Linked DNA regions of Mus musculus: region 1 is linked to region 2. A link is a loop called in an ENCODE intact Hi-C map of the cell type or tissue named here. Cell type or tissue: gastrocnemius. All regions are shown on one strand. Each heading gives the region's core, and the rest is flanking DNA. Links, peaks and the distances in the headings are about the cores only. Region 1 overlaps Gm36536 (predicted gene, 36536). Region 2 holds the start of Gm26104 (a small nuclear RNA gene).

Region 1 (7,173 bases), core at 1,162-6,161, 270 kb before region 2:
GTTTAAGTTTGCTGGGAGTCTAGTGTCTGTCTCCTTTCATGTGCAAAGCCTCATTGTACTGTTTTATTCCCTTTCTTGACTCTCCTATAGCCTTGGATCAGAGGTTAGGTCTCTAACTAAGCTGACCTCCCTGAGGCTGTCCCCTGGCTACCCCCTTCCCATCATTGGTCACATCCTTTCGTGACTGTCCAGTTTTTCTGTTGTGCACGGAGCCCTGGAGGCCCCTGAGCATAAAGCAGGTCATGAATCAGTTCTCTATGTCCTTGAGAAGGATGGCAGAATGTGTTCATAGATATCAGTCCGTTAGAAGCTTCCTTCTCTACTGGTGGCTAAAAGGTCTTTTCAAATACAGACTAGGATGTCCTCAAATCTTGGTGACAGGGGGAAATGAGAGCCAAAATCTCTTTGGGAGTCACAGCAGCAGGTCCATTTATTCAACTGGGCTCAGTTGAGATCTTCCCCCAGGTCTGAAGAGCAAGGTCTTTTGGTTTGTTTTTGTTTTTGTTTTTGTTTTGTCTCTGGAGTTACCAAAAGTCCAATTCTCTCCTTGCCCTTCTTTGTGTCCCAGCAGATGCCCACAGATCAGACTTGTGCAGGCTTGTGCCAACAGCTGCTGAGTGCTCTTGCTTAAGCCTCTGCCAGAAAGGTCCTGGCATCAAGAATTTTGGGTCATAGAGCAGGGCTGGTCCAGGGATCCTTGGTCCCTCAGAGGCTGCCACTCTGGACATTTTCCACCACACAGCAAAATGTCAAGCTCAGGAGGTCGACAGCCAGGAGAGATTCCAGTTGAATCTTGGGGGGACCGCATTGCTTATTAATTTATACTTGGTAGGCCACAGCAATAATGCACTCTCAGCAATGATCCACCTGTCATGAATAGCACAAGCCAAGCAAATACTGACGCTGTTCTGTAGACAGGGATGCCTGATATTACATAGACACATTCTTGGTGTAAGAAACTAAGATCAAGGTTAACTGATTCAAGGATGACAAGTAGAAGCTCATCTACCTGACTACCTACTAAGTGCTACAAACATGTTTTCACCCCTGCTAGAAAGCGGTCTCTGCTCTATTTCAAATAAATAAATAAAAGAACAAAGTAAAATATATTTATGGCCAAAGAGTAGGCACCAAATAAGAACAGTCAAAGGAAGATGTTACTGAATGGATGGAGACTTTAAAATAGAAAAGTTTCCTTTACCTCAAATCCATGCATAATTTAGAATTCTTTACATCTTGGCTCAAATCAATGCATTAATAAATGAGCTATCACTTTTGCAAAGAAGGGGGAAAAAATGGTGCTTACTTCTTTTGAGCCTAATTGGCAAGATGTGTTGGCTCTCATACAGAAGCTGCTGTTACCTCAACTGACCTTAAGTAGTTGTCTGCTGAGTAAATGCAATCTGACCCATCCTAGCCTTTTTTCTAAAGCGGTGCAGGATATTATGCTTACCCCATGCTGGCAGCCAGGAGGTGTGACGGAGGAAAGTGGAGAAGGCAAACCCAGGGACTGTCCAAGATTGTGGTTTCCAGCGGAGGCAGGGACCAGCTGAAGAGACTCTCTTCCTCCCCACCAGTGTCTGGCAGTGTTCACTAAAAGATTTGCAAATGTGGACGTGGCTTCTGGCTTCAGCTCACTCTCAGATCTTTCCTTCTGGACCCCTGGCCATAGCAGAATCAGAGTTCAGGTCTGCATTCGCCACTCAATCTGCTGCTCGAAAGGGGAAGTCAAAACACAGAAACCCATATTTTTGCATAACTCAACTGAATTACTAGATTAAGATTAGGGATCAGGAAAGGGAAAATGTATAAATGTATATAATAAATGTATATAATGTGCCAATTAATATAGTCTATAGTGTAACGCTAGCAACTAATTGCCAAATTCCTTGTTGGGTATCCACTGACTCAGCCCTCCAAAGAGGTCAGTTTGTCTGACACAGAGGGTTGGGGCCAACCTGATTCTTCTACACAGACACTCCATAGCACCTATCCACAAACCTGTCCAGCTATCCCAGGACTATACATAATGATGCTTTTCATTCAGAACCAAGTCCCCTGACAACACTTCATTTCTCACCCCCTGCTGGTGAGCCAGGTGTCTGCCAGGAGTGCGCATGGAGGACATCAGAGGTGTGTTGCCTTTTTTTTTTAAATCCTCCAGGGAGGCAATTATCTATTAGCAGACATCATCTTAGTCATTTTTTTTGAAATGTTGACTTTCTCTGCTCTATAAAATAGAAACAATGATAATTAAACTTTATTTCCTAGCATTTTTCCCTGTGCTACAATTTTATCTTTTCTGAGCTATATGATCACTGAGAGTGAGTGACAGAGAAAAGAAAACTGAAGCAATGCAAAGGAGAAAACATTTCAGTTGTTTCAAAATGACATGGAGCAGTTGAAGTGATGAGATGAACAAAGCCCATTTTTAGGCAAAAAAAAAAAAAAAAAAAAAAATCCCAAAACAAAAAACATTGCTAGGACAATACACACACATTCTCATGTCCATGTCTATATATATATCACACACAAACACACACACATATATTGCACACATCACAGCATACACAAATAAAATGTATGCATAACACACATACATCACATAAACAACATACATAAATTATACACAGTTATCAAGCACGTCGTATATATGTATCACACACATAATACAGACATCATATATGCAAACATAGCCATTAACTTCCTACAGGAATGGCATCGTGAGCATCTTCATACTGCAACTGTTCACCAATCACAGTGATGTCCCAGGGACTCAGCAAGGCATAATTGTGATGAGGCTGAGGCTGAGGGGGACTTTACTCAGTGATGGACATTCTCAGCTGGACTCTGATCAGAAACTAGAAACGGTGTTAGGACATCTGTGAATAGCTTAAGAGCCAAATGAACTTGTTCATTTTCTCTTCAGGGAATGCAACAATAATGGGCTGAAGCTTCTTGTGTCATGGATAGCTAAGCAGAAGGATGAGCAGGAAGGGGTGGGGCCAGCAAGAAGCCTGCTTGGATGGGATGGTTGCTGCCAAGACCAATGACCTTGAGACCCACATATTGAAAGAGGGGAATGACTCTACTAAGTTGTCCTCTGGCCTCCACACATTCTGTGTGGCACACGCATGCCCCCACACATACATATGCACAAATAAATAAACATTAAAACTTGTATTTAAAAAAGGAAGAAGTTTAGAGTAAAAGTCACACACACACACACACACACACACACACACACACACACACACACACGAGATAAAAACCGAAGAGGCACAATCAAGAACGAAGCTTGAGATTGCTGCTCCTCTCAGTTCCGTCCCTGACCCAGTTTGTTTCTGCTTGCCAAAGTCCTGCTATTTCCCCATCACTCAGGTATGTCTCCTCTTCCCTTTCCCACCTCCCTTCCACCCAGCCCGCCCTCCTGCCAGCGTCACAGGAACTCCCGAGGCGCGCCTTGCTCCTGACCACTCAGCACTTCCGGAACAGTATTAGGTACTGTCTATAAGTGTTTTATTAATGTGTGTACACACACAAGCATATATGAGTCTTTCTTATATATTTATGCCATCCACAGATATTAACAGATCTATTAGTGCAGTGTTGAAGTCATAATGGGAAGCAACCGTCGATATTTGTTCTCAGTAGGAGAGCAGGAAAAGGAAAGAAGTCATTTCAGTGTGGTATGATAATTAAACTGAAGAGGTGTGACCAAGTTCCTCAAAAGACCTTATTAGCAAAGATGTAACAACTTTTCTTGGGAAAGGTGAGATCTGTGCTAACACGTGCATCATCTGGAGAAAAGGAGACTCCACGCTGATGCACAGGTGGCCACGCCTCCCGTCGACTCCGGATTGAGCACCTTGCTGCCCCCGCCATGTCTTCCTGAACTCGCCATCAGCAAGCCATCCAGACCCTCCATATAAATGATAGATTGCTGCCAAGGAGTCCAGGTGACTGGTGCTCTAATGTCTTGTCGTCAGCTGTACGTGACAGTTTGGCCATAAACTTGTCTCTGTGTAGTCAGCATGATTTTAGGTAACGTAATTTTCAATCTGTCCACATTGAGCAAGATGAAAACTCTGCCTGTGTCCTCACTTATTTTTGTCCTGGTGGCCTGAAAGTAATGATTCTGATGCATAAAATTGAGACGCGATCAATAGTCTCTTGAATATTTTCCAACAAAAAAAAAGCTTTTAAGAATCATTTCCTCTTTAGCAGCTCGTGCTGAAAAGACAAGAGAGATAACAGATATCTTTAAGTTTTATAACTGAACTCCAATATAGAGTCATCTACTTTTTAAAATATATAGTCAAATTTTCTAAAACTTGACCCTTTGATAAAAAATCTGGTATAAATGCATAGTGAATTAAATACATTAATCAACCATCCATTTTTTATTCACTTCACTCAATAAAGTATGTATGGTCCATAGTAAAACTCAAAGTCAGCAAATGCCTATATTTCCGGTAATTCCCCCATAGAGCCATCATGTGTCTATGAAATGTTTGCATGTCCCCAAAGCATATGATTAACCTGAAAATTCCCTGTCTCAAATTTTAACCTACTCTGAGACCAGATTCATCAGCACATATATGACATAAAGTGAGGTGATTCTTCCTCCAAGAATGGGCTCTTTTTTTTTTTTTTTTTTTTTTTTTTTTTTTTTGAGACAGGGTTTCTCTGTGTAGTCCTGGCTGTCCTGGAACTTACTCTGTAGACCAGGTTGGCCTTGAACTCAGAAATCCACCTGCCTCTGCCTCCCAAGTGCTGGGGTTAAAGGGTGCGCCACCAATGCCAAGAATGGGTTCTAAGAGTCAATAGTTAAAAGGAGACAGCAGAACAGCACACAGTGTTTGGATCTACCCAATGAGGGTGTCTCAGAGAGAACGCATGCCTCTCCTGAAGCTCAGTGGGCTCTCTCGTCAGGGCCACCATCCCCAACCAGAAAACCTCGTTGTTAAGTTGTTTGAACCAACAACTAATTGCATGGCTTTGCTAAGTCACTCTGAGTCTTAGGTTAGGTTGCCAATAATATGAGCATCATAATTGGAAATGCCTATGGCTTCAAACCTATTGTGGCACAGGGTACTTTTCCTTGATATGCCAGCTTTCCTGGATCCTGACTCTGTTTTTTGGTTTGTTTTTTAGTAGAAGCAAAAGGAAATTGTATAGGAAGAATTGACCATTTAAAATTTTACAGTTTTATGTGTTGATTGATGTCTGCCTTGCATATCTACACACAGTCAAATATGTGGTTCAGTTATGGAAGACTGAAAGAAGCTGAGGAGAAGGATCTACGCTATGATCTGTTTCGTGAAGATACACCAGACTTTCATATCTGTTTAATATCTGTCGTATTAGACACCATGACACAAAACAACCCCAAAATAAGGGGGATAAAGAAGCAGTAGGAGGGTGGAGAGAGTAAGGGGCATCAGACAATGGATCAAGTGAGAGAGGTAATAAAGATTGGGAAAAGCATGTTTCATTCATTTGCTCCTTTACTTAGTTTTACATGTAGGGCTTTCTTTTATTGGATATTTTCTTTATTTACATTTCAAACGTTATCCCCTTTCTCCATTTTCCTCCCCCCTGGGAACCCCTGTCACATTCTCCCTCCCCCTGCTTCAATGAGGGTGTTCCTCCACCCACCCACCCACTCCCACCTCCCTGCCCTTGATTACCCTACACTGGGGCATCTATTGAGTCTTCATAGGACCAAGGACCTCTCCTCCCGCTGAAGCATGACAAGGCCATCCTCTGCTACATAAGCATCTGGAGCCATGTGTACTCCTTTGTTGATGGCTTAGTCCCTGGGAGCTCTGGAGGAGGCGGGGTCTGGTTGGTTGATATTGTTGTTCTTCCTATGGGGTTGCAAAGCCCTTCAACTCCTAATTTCATGGATGAAATGACAGTTACTTAGATGGATAAAAATAGAGGAGGAAGAGAGAATCCAGGTTCCTGTGAGGCAGAATTAGGTATTTGTTTCAGAAACTGTAAGTTTGAGTGTCTATTGAACCACTCGCACATTATATATACACAGGAATCTGGAGCTTTGGGTAGAGGTTGGGGACATAACTTCAATGTAAGAATCATTGTCCAAAAGGTGGCTTTCAAAGTACTGAGACTAGAGAACCTTAGGTAGCCGAAAGAGCCCAGGCTTGAACTTACAGAACTCAGCACTCAGAGGTCAGAGAAAGCAGGAGGTCTCCACATAAAAGGTGGAGAAGGTAAGCTGGCCATGTGGGAGGAAATCAAAGAGATCAGGGTAAGTGAAAGCCAAGAGAAAGGACATTCTAAAAACAAGTAACTACTTGACTGTGTAAAAGCCTATGCAAGAGAAGACAGATACAAACAGGAAAGTATTCCTTTGATTTGGCTAAGTGAGAGACCACGTGCCATACTGTGCTTTCCAAGCTGTGCGAGAGGAAGCCAAGATCCATGAAAGGGGTAATACTGAAATCCTTTTTCATGACTGTAAAATTAGTAAGAAGAATTAGATATCATCAGGACTTCTAAATTTAACCTGTATCTACCGCTTCTCTATGAAAATGTGATATTAGAATCTCCCTGACAACGTCATGGAGTTCTGAAAATTAAATAAGATGTAGAAAGGCAAGCTGCCTACCAAGGTGGACTCCCCTTGCAATTGTTCCAACGAGTAGCAGGCACAAAGGATTGTTTAATTTCCTATGATAATAACCACTGGTACTGAGTTCAGCTTTGTTCCCTCCCCACACACAGCTCAGTTCAGTATAGACATTTCAAACTCATTCTTGGATATTCTGTACCTTTTTTTTGGCTAATATCCACTTATTATCGAGTACATACCATGCTACCATGCATGTCCTTTGGGGTCTGAGTTACCTCAGAAGGGAGGGAAGGAGGGACCTGGGCGGGAAAGTGGACTGGACAGGGCGTTGGAGGGGAAGGGGAACCTGATCTGGTATTGGGAGAGGGAAAAGGACTGAAGCCCTGAGTGTCAGCAGAAAGAATGGAAACAGGCAACTTCAGGAAATAGGAGGTTGAGGGGGGACCTTCCAAAATGCACCAGAGACCTGGCAGGTAAGAGACTCTTGAGAACCAAAGGGAGGGACCTTAGATGACATGCAGACAGTAGGGACAGGGAACTTATAGAGCCCACCTCCAGCAGGAAGACAGGGC
Region 2 (7,173 bases), core at 1,169-6,168:
TTACTTGTTTGTTCTCTCTTCTTTAGTTAAGTACAAATATTTGTTAAAAGATACTTTCCTTTAACCAAATAATTTCTCTCAGGAATTAAGCAGATGTTTTAATTCCTACCTGGCAGCTTGAATGTGCCAGCCTTCCATCCTGCCAGGCATTCAGGAGCAGTGACGCTTAGTCAGGACCATGTGAGTTGGATGGCCAGTCAGTGGGAATGTGTGAGCTAGGAGACCGGGGTTTGGGTGGAGCACTGCGGGGCTCACACGCCCTCTTGTCAGGCTTTTATGGCAAGAACAGCATGACATTAGAGTGCTCATGGTGGAGCTCACTGGAAGAAGGCTATGTAGCAAGTGTCTGAGCAAAGCTATGAAGTGTTAAGTTCTGTCTCTCAACCTTACAGATGCAGCTGATGCTGAAAAGGGATGGTGTCTCTGGAGGCAGACTCATCATCACACTGGATTTGTAGAAGCAGGGTAATGCGTTGTCCTGGGACTTTCTGTAGTCACTGGAAGTGAACTGTTATTATTGGTATTATACATTGAACACTCTTTAAATACAGATGTACTTATATGGGATGCTGATTTATAATCAGAATCATGTTTGGTGAATGATGAACCAGGAGAAAATTTGATTGGATAAATCCGAGGCTTGTTTGGAGGTTCCAGCCAGGGAGTATGGTTATAGATGCTCTTGACCAAAGACCAATCCTCCTATTAGGGAAAGAAGGCCATCCTCTTCTGCTGATCAAACAGATTCAAGAGCGATGTATATGGAGAGGAAAGGGACACCTACCTACCCACATTTTAAATGTTCCACAACTTCCTGAAACACAGACATCAGACCAAGTCATCAAACAGGTAAGCCAATGTGGGACAGTTCACATTCAAGCCACAACATCTCTGAAGGTCTATTAACTGTTGAATAAGTCTTACACAAACACAGAAGCCAATCCTCCTTTTTGTAGGTGATTCTCCATGCTGCTGTTCTCACTTGGAGCCTTTGGAGAAGTGGAAGTTGGACCGCGTGAGAGCTGTCCGTGGTGCTGAATCGCTATCCTCGCCCTTGAGAGCCTCTAGATTCCTTGTCAAACCTGTGTTTAACACCAGGACAGACCGGGTTCAAGGAGGACACAAAAAACTCTTTACAAAAGGTAAAACACTGATGCACCAACAAGATGCCCACAGGCTATTTATAAAATATTTCACAAGGGCGACACACTGAAATGCAAGGAGCTAAAAATGAAGGGAAAAAAATGTAATAAAAGAAGACCTTAATTTGCCCTCTAATTTTGTGGCATAGCAACAAGGTAACCAAACTCGATGGAAAGCCCTTATGTAACAGAACCTACAACCAGAAAATGAAAACGCTGAATTTTTAAGCAAATCCAAACACATAGAAATGCTTCCTCTATCTATGTGCAGTGGTGTATACTTGCAAGCCAGGTGGTTGGGAGTTTGAGCTCACCCTATGTAAGATAGAGCACCCAAGGCCTCCTGGACTCCACACCAAACTTAGACAAAAATGTTGTACCTATAATAGCCTCTGATTACAACGTAATGCACTTAGAAATTACAACGTGGACATTTTAGAACTCCTTCCTAAATAATTATTGTGTTAAAAAGAAATCTAAACAAATTTTCAGACTGTCTAGAGAATGCAGAAAATAAAAGACTCCTGAAAAACAACTACAGCAGAATAAAGGCGGGTTATTAAGATTTTAAAAAAAAACCAACTAATAAAACATTAACTGTCATGAGGAAAGTGGCGTTAGGGTTGTAATAAATACAGAAGCAGAAACTAATGAATTAGGAAACAAATAGGGCTAATCTGTGCATAAAAACTATACCTTAGCAAAGAGGGGGATTCTGAATACACTCTCTCTCTCTCTCTCTGTCTCTGTCTGTCTCTGTCTGCCTCTGTCTGTCTGTCTGTCTGTCTCTCTTTCTCTCTCTCTCTCTCTCTCTCTCTCTCTCTCTCTCTGTGTGTGTGTGTGTGTGTGTGTGTGTGTGTGTGTATGTGTGTGTGTGTGTTGGAAGTAGAGAAGAGAAGACAGAAAGCACTCAATGAACAAACTCAGCAGGACAGACAAAGATTCAGGGAGACAATCACGATTCCAAGAAAGGTCCCACTCATATCTTTTCAAATGTTTGCCATCCCCAGTAAGAATATTTTGCCCTCTCTGGGAGCCTGAGGGAACATTCTTCTTCCTACTCCCTGTTCACCCCACACCATTCATAGGTGGACTATGCTTCTTCCATTCTCAGATTGCATAGCTCAGATAGGATCCTTATTCCCATCATATCTTTTTGAAATAGTTATCATTCCCCTTCTATGTATGAAACCACCATCCATTGAATCCCTACTTTGGGTTAAACAGAGAATAAGAGATTGGCAGACATATTTGCTAAACATGTCTTTCAGACATTCTTTTTATCTATAAAGATTTTTTTTTGTCTATAAATAATCTTTGTCTCTCTGTATATACAGAAGTTGGGGCTCATAGACTTTAGGTTTCGTTTTCAGTATTGTGAGGCTTCTGCTTCAAACTTCATTCTCTGCTCCAAAGTTGAGCTTTCCTCATGATGTTAGACTGCCTCTCCATGGACAAAGATAGAGATCACACTTTTATGAAACCTGCACACTGTTGACCAGTTGTGGAGAAGGAAGGCTAATTATAAAAACCAACAGCCACAAGTCCTCGACACCAACTTGAATCCCTCGCTGGGGCCAAGTTCAAAATCATGTATCTAGGAGCTTAAGACAAATAGGTTTACACATGCAGACTCAGGAGACCTGCCCTTGTACAGCTCAAATGCTTCAGCATGTTTGTGGTCTTTGTGCTTTCTGTGCCCACCATGATGCCGGAGGAAGTGGTTGCACTCTCCAAGGGCCAGGTGGACTTGAATACAGGTCTATTACAGAGCTAGGGAAGTAACAAGAAGCAGGTACTAGGGACAGCTCTGTGGAATAGCTCCTTGGCTAGTTTATCCTCTCTGTCTCTCTCTCTGTATGTGTGTCTGTCTGTCTGCCTCTTTTTTTCTGTTCTCTCTCCCTCCCTCCCTGCCTTTCTCCATCTTTCCTCCCTGGCCCCCCAAAGCTTCTATAGAGGTCTCCCACTGACCCATATCAACCAGGATAAAAAAGCAAGGGCACCTGAGGGAGGTATTAAATCAAGATTAGCCTCCTGCAGTGTCCTGCACAGAGGACAAAGGTAGAAAGAATTCATTAGATGGAAAAGCACTCCAAAAGGAAACCCAATGTTAACACTGCCTTGGTATCTATTCATGTGCTGTTCTTGTATACTCCACCCGCCTTAGAATAGAACCCAGGGCCTTGGGAATGTTGGGTCAGTGTTCTTCCACTGAGTAGTGTTTTCAGTCCTATGTTCTGCATCACTGTTTGTCAGGAGTCACAATTTTGTGAGTCTCTCTACAAAGCAGAACACAATTGGCTGATGGAAAGAGCCAGCTGGTCCACCAACCACTGCAAAAGCTAATGAGACTAATGTCAGGAAGAACAGACAGCTTCATGTCTCAGGTAAAACAAGAATAAAGACTATATTGAAGAAGTCCAGAAAGCAGACATGGAATACACAAGAGAATGTCTGGCAGAAGAGTTTACTTCAACATAATTAGTAAAAACCTGATGTCTAGATCTATCTATCAGTGACAAAGAATGAGGTGGAAAAATGATCTCCTGACACCAAGAGAATTCAGTCATGGGCAAGACTGCCACCTGCTGCTGGGGCTGCTGCAGTAGAAATGTCTGAATTGGGCAGAATGTTAGGCTAGAGAGCAGAGGACTCTAAAACTCTGACCCAGCATACCCATGGCAGAGCCAAACCAAGACCCATGTTGGCAATCAACCATCTTTCAGCCTATGAAGGTATGCCCCCAAAGTCTATATTTCCTAATTTATTTTCTCTGCTATGGCAACATGAGCACTAAACCACTAATTCTCCCATGCTGTTGTTTGAATTTTAAATACACCCCCCCCAAAGGCTCAAGTGTTTAAGATGCAGTACCTATTCTGTGGGTGCCTTTCAGGGGAAGTGCTCAGGGAGAGGAAGTGACATATTTGGAGGGTGGGCACTTGTAGTGGCTATTGGCATTCCAGCCCCTTCCCCACCTTGCTTCATAGGCACCATGAGATGAACATCCTCTGCCATGGTGCTGCCAGGCCCAAAGCACCAGGAATAAGTAACCATGGCTGAAAAGTTTTAGATTGTGACTTAAAAACAAGTCTTTTGGATCAGCAAGATGGCACAGAGGATTGAAGTGCTGGCCACAGAATCTGCTAGCGCACCTGAGGTGGAAGGAGAGCACCTGTAGTGAGAACTTGGGTTTCTTTTAAAACCCAGTTATGTGCTCACTTCGGCAGCAAATATACTAAAATTAGAACGATACAGAGAAGATTAGCATGGCCCCTGCGCAAGGATAACACGCAAATTCGCAATGGAGTACTACTCAGCTATTAAAAAGAATGAATTTATGAAATTCCTAGGCAAATGGATGGACCTGGAGGACATCATCCTGAGTGAGGTAACCCAATCACAAAAGAACTCACATGATATGTACTCACTGATAAGTGGATATTAGCCCAGAAACTTAAAATTCCCAAGATATAAGATACAATTTGCAAAACACATGAAACTCAAGAAGAACGAAGACCAAAGTGTGTACACTTTGACCCTTCTTAGTATTGGGAACAAAACACCCATGGAAGGAGTTACAGAGACAAAGTTTGGAGCTGAGACAAAAGGATGGACCATCTAGAGACTGCCATATCCGGGGATCCATCCCATAATCAGCTTCCAAACACTGACACCATTGCATACACTAGCAAGATTTTGCTGAAAGGACCCAGATATAGCTGTCTCTTGTGAGACTAGGCCGGGGCCTAGCAAACACAGAAGTGGATGCTCACAGTGAGCTATTGGATGGATCACAGGGCCCCCAATGGAGGAGCTAGAGAAAGTAACCAAGGAGCTAAAGGGATCTGCAACCCTATAGGTGGAACAACAATATGAACTACCCAGTACCCCCCAGAGCCCGTGTCTCTAGCTACATATGTATCAGAAGATGGCCTAGTCGGCCATCAGTGGAAAGAGAGGCCCATTGGTCATGCAAACTTTATCTGCCTCAGTTCAGGGGAATGCCAGGGCCAAGAAGTGGGAGTGGGTGGGTGGGGGAGTGGGTGGGGGAATGGGTCGGGGACTTTTGGGATAACATTGGAAATGTAAATGAAATAAATACCTAATTTTTAAAAAACCCAGTTATGTTATGTGAACATGCTTTTATTTTAATCCCACCTGTAGGACATGGGGGCTGCTTCAGATTATCTACAGCAGCTGACTATTTGCCTCATGGGTGCCCTGGCAGGGGTGTGATTCTGCCAGCTGCACAGTTTAATTCTAAGGACTCTGGAGATTTGGAGAGGATATAAATGCCAAAGCCCAGAGACAGACTTGAGGGGGAGGACTCTGAAGAAGGAGGAGGAGGAGGAGGAGGAGGAGAAAGAGAAAGAGGAGGAAGAGGCTGCTCCTGGTTGCTGCTGTGATCTGACAAGAAGTTAGAGATATCCTGTCTAGATTAGACTTGCCCCAAGAACCCAGCAACCCTGATCAGCAGTAAGTAGTCTAAAGAGACCTACACCTCCTTTCCTCTCTATCCTTCTTTCTTCCTACCCAGTGTTGGAGCCTAGCATAACTGTCCTCTGAGAGGCTTCATCCAGCAGCTGATGGAAACAGATGTAGAAACGTACAGCCAAACATTAGGCAGAGATCAGAGTCTTGTGGAAGAGTTGAGGAAAGGATTGAGGGAGCCGGAGGGATCAAGGACATCACAGAGGCAACCAATCTGGGTTGATGGGGGATCACAGAGACCAAACCACCAAACAAATAGCAGGCATGGGTTAGACATAGGCCCTCTGTGCATTTGTAACAGATGTTCAGCTTGGTCTTCATGTGGGCCTCCTAACAACTGGAGCAGAGGCTGTCTCTGACATCCACTTAATTTTGTAGTTAGAAAGGTTTTGAGAAAATTTAAAGTGCTTTGCAAAATAGAGATCAAATATCCTGATTTTCTCCATAGTTTGGATTATGACCTAGAGTGGAAGTGAACTGTTAAACTGGACTACCATGTTAGGGGTGTTGCTGTCATTCTGGATCCTTTCCATGGATCCCACACTTCAGAAATACAAGCATTGAAAGCAGACAGCAAAGCACTCCAAGGCTGAGGGCATTAAAAATAGAATAAGTCAGGAACACCAGTGCCCTTGGAAAACACACCTTTAATACACTAGAATGCAGCTATACTCTGCTCCCCAAATTCCCTCGTGAAATTATAAGCTGAAAAATGTTTGTTTCCTACAACACAAGGGCATCAGGTGCCCAAAAGCCACACATGGGGTACAGCTCCCAAATGAAGCAACAGGACTTCATCTGTAGGGAAATTTTTTTTAAGTTAGTAAGCACAGGACAGTGGTAGAACACATACTTAGTGTGAGCAAGACCCAGTGTTCTGAAAGCCTTTGGGTTTGTGGTTCAAGGAGGACATTGACCTAGATTGTCTTTTTTGGTAATAGATTTGTTCAAGGTTACTAATGCCACAGACAGCAGCACGAGGAGGACTCTGAGGAGACTGCAGGGGTCACGTTTCCTGTAGGTTTTAGAAGAAGGGCTTAGGAAAGAGGTAAAAAGTTTTCTCCTTTTGTTCTGCCATTGCTGGGGGCAACCAGTGAGAGTCAGTCAAAGGATGTAAGGTTAGTACCAGTCTGATTTCTCCATGTTCCAGGACTCAAGTATGTAGTGTCTTCAGCAATGGGGTCTTATTGTAGGCTCTGGAGAGCAACCAAGAACAATGGTAGCAGTCTTGATGTGGACAACACATAGAAGATTGTCTTTGGGATCTCACTTGCCAACAACTCTAAAAAGTAATCATGAATTAGTTGCTCGATTGTTAGCATCTGGTGTCTAGTAGGGACACTGTTGGCTGTTATAAGGCAACTTCATTTTTAACTCTTTTTATGTATGTACACAGATCTAGTTTAGGAAGTTTCAGCAATCATAATTTCCATATGACTTTTTTTGGACAACACTAGTATTACTAAATCCTCCCAGTTTCCTTCCTTTATCCTCTCCTCCTTCACCCTAATTTATCTTCTATTGTCCCATAATTCCC

Evidence for each region. A loop is a pair of places that touch in the nucleus more often than their neighbours do. Peaks named below come from ENCODE experiments on the same cell type or tissue, not always from the same donor. Only the 100,000 strongest peaks of a DNase experiment are listed, where the experiment ranks them.
Region 1: a loop joins it to region 2, with 2.0 times the contacts of the local background. A loop is called at or near these places in 2 of 42 quality-filtered maps.

The regions. Positions count from the first base shown.
Region 1 is chr1:176,426,560-176,433,732 of GRCm38, forward strand. Gm36536 (predicted gene, 36536) reads right to left here. Exons shown (of 4, transcript NR_151528.1): 4 at 3,552-4,233. Among named protein-coding and RNA genes, the nearest start is that of Gm36536, 97 kb to the right of the region's middle. In gastrocnemius, for the core only: a CTCF peak has its summit at 2,093 (motif pointing left); DNase peaks (open chromatin) are centred at 1,537, 2,064 and 3,896; H3K27ac peaks cover 883 bases.
Region 2 is chr1:176,696,261-176,703,433 of GRCm38, forward strand. Gm26104 (a small nuclear RNA gene) reads left to right here and starts at 4,357; the gene lies at 4,357-4,466. In gastrocnemius, for the core only: CTCF peaks have their summits at 2,580 and 3,726 (motif pointing left); DNase peaks (open chromatin) are centred at 2,705 and 3,728.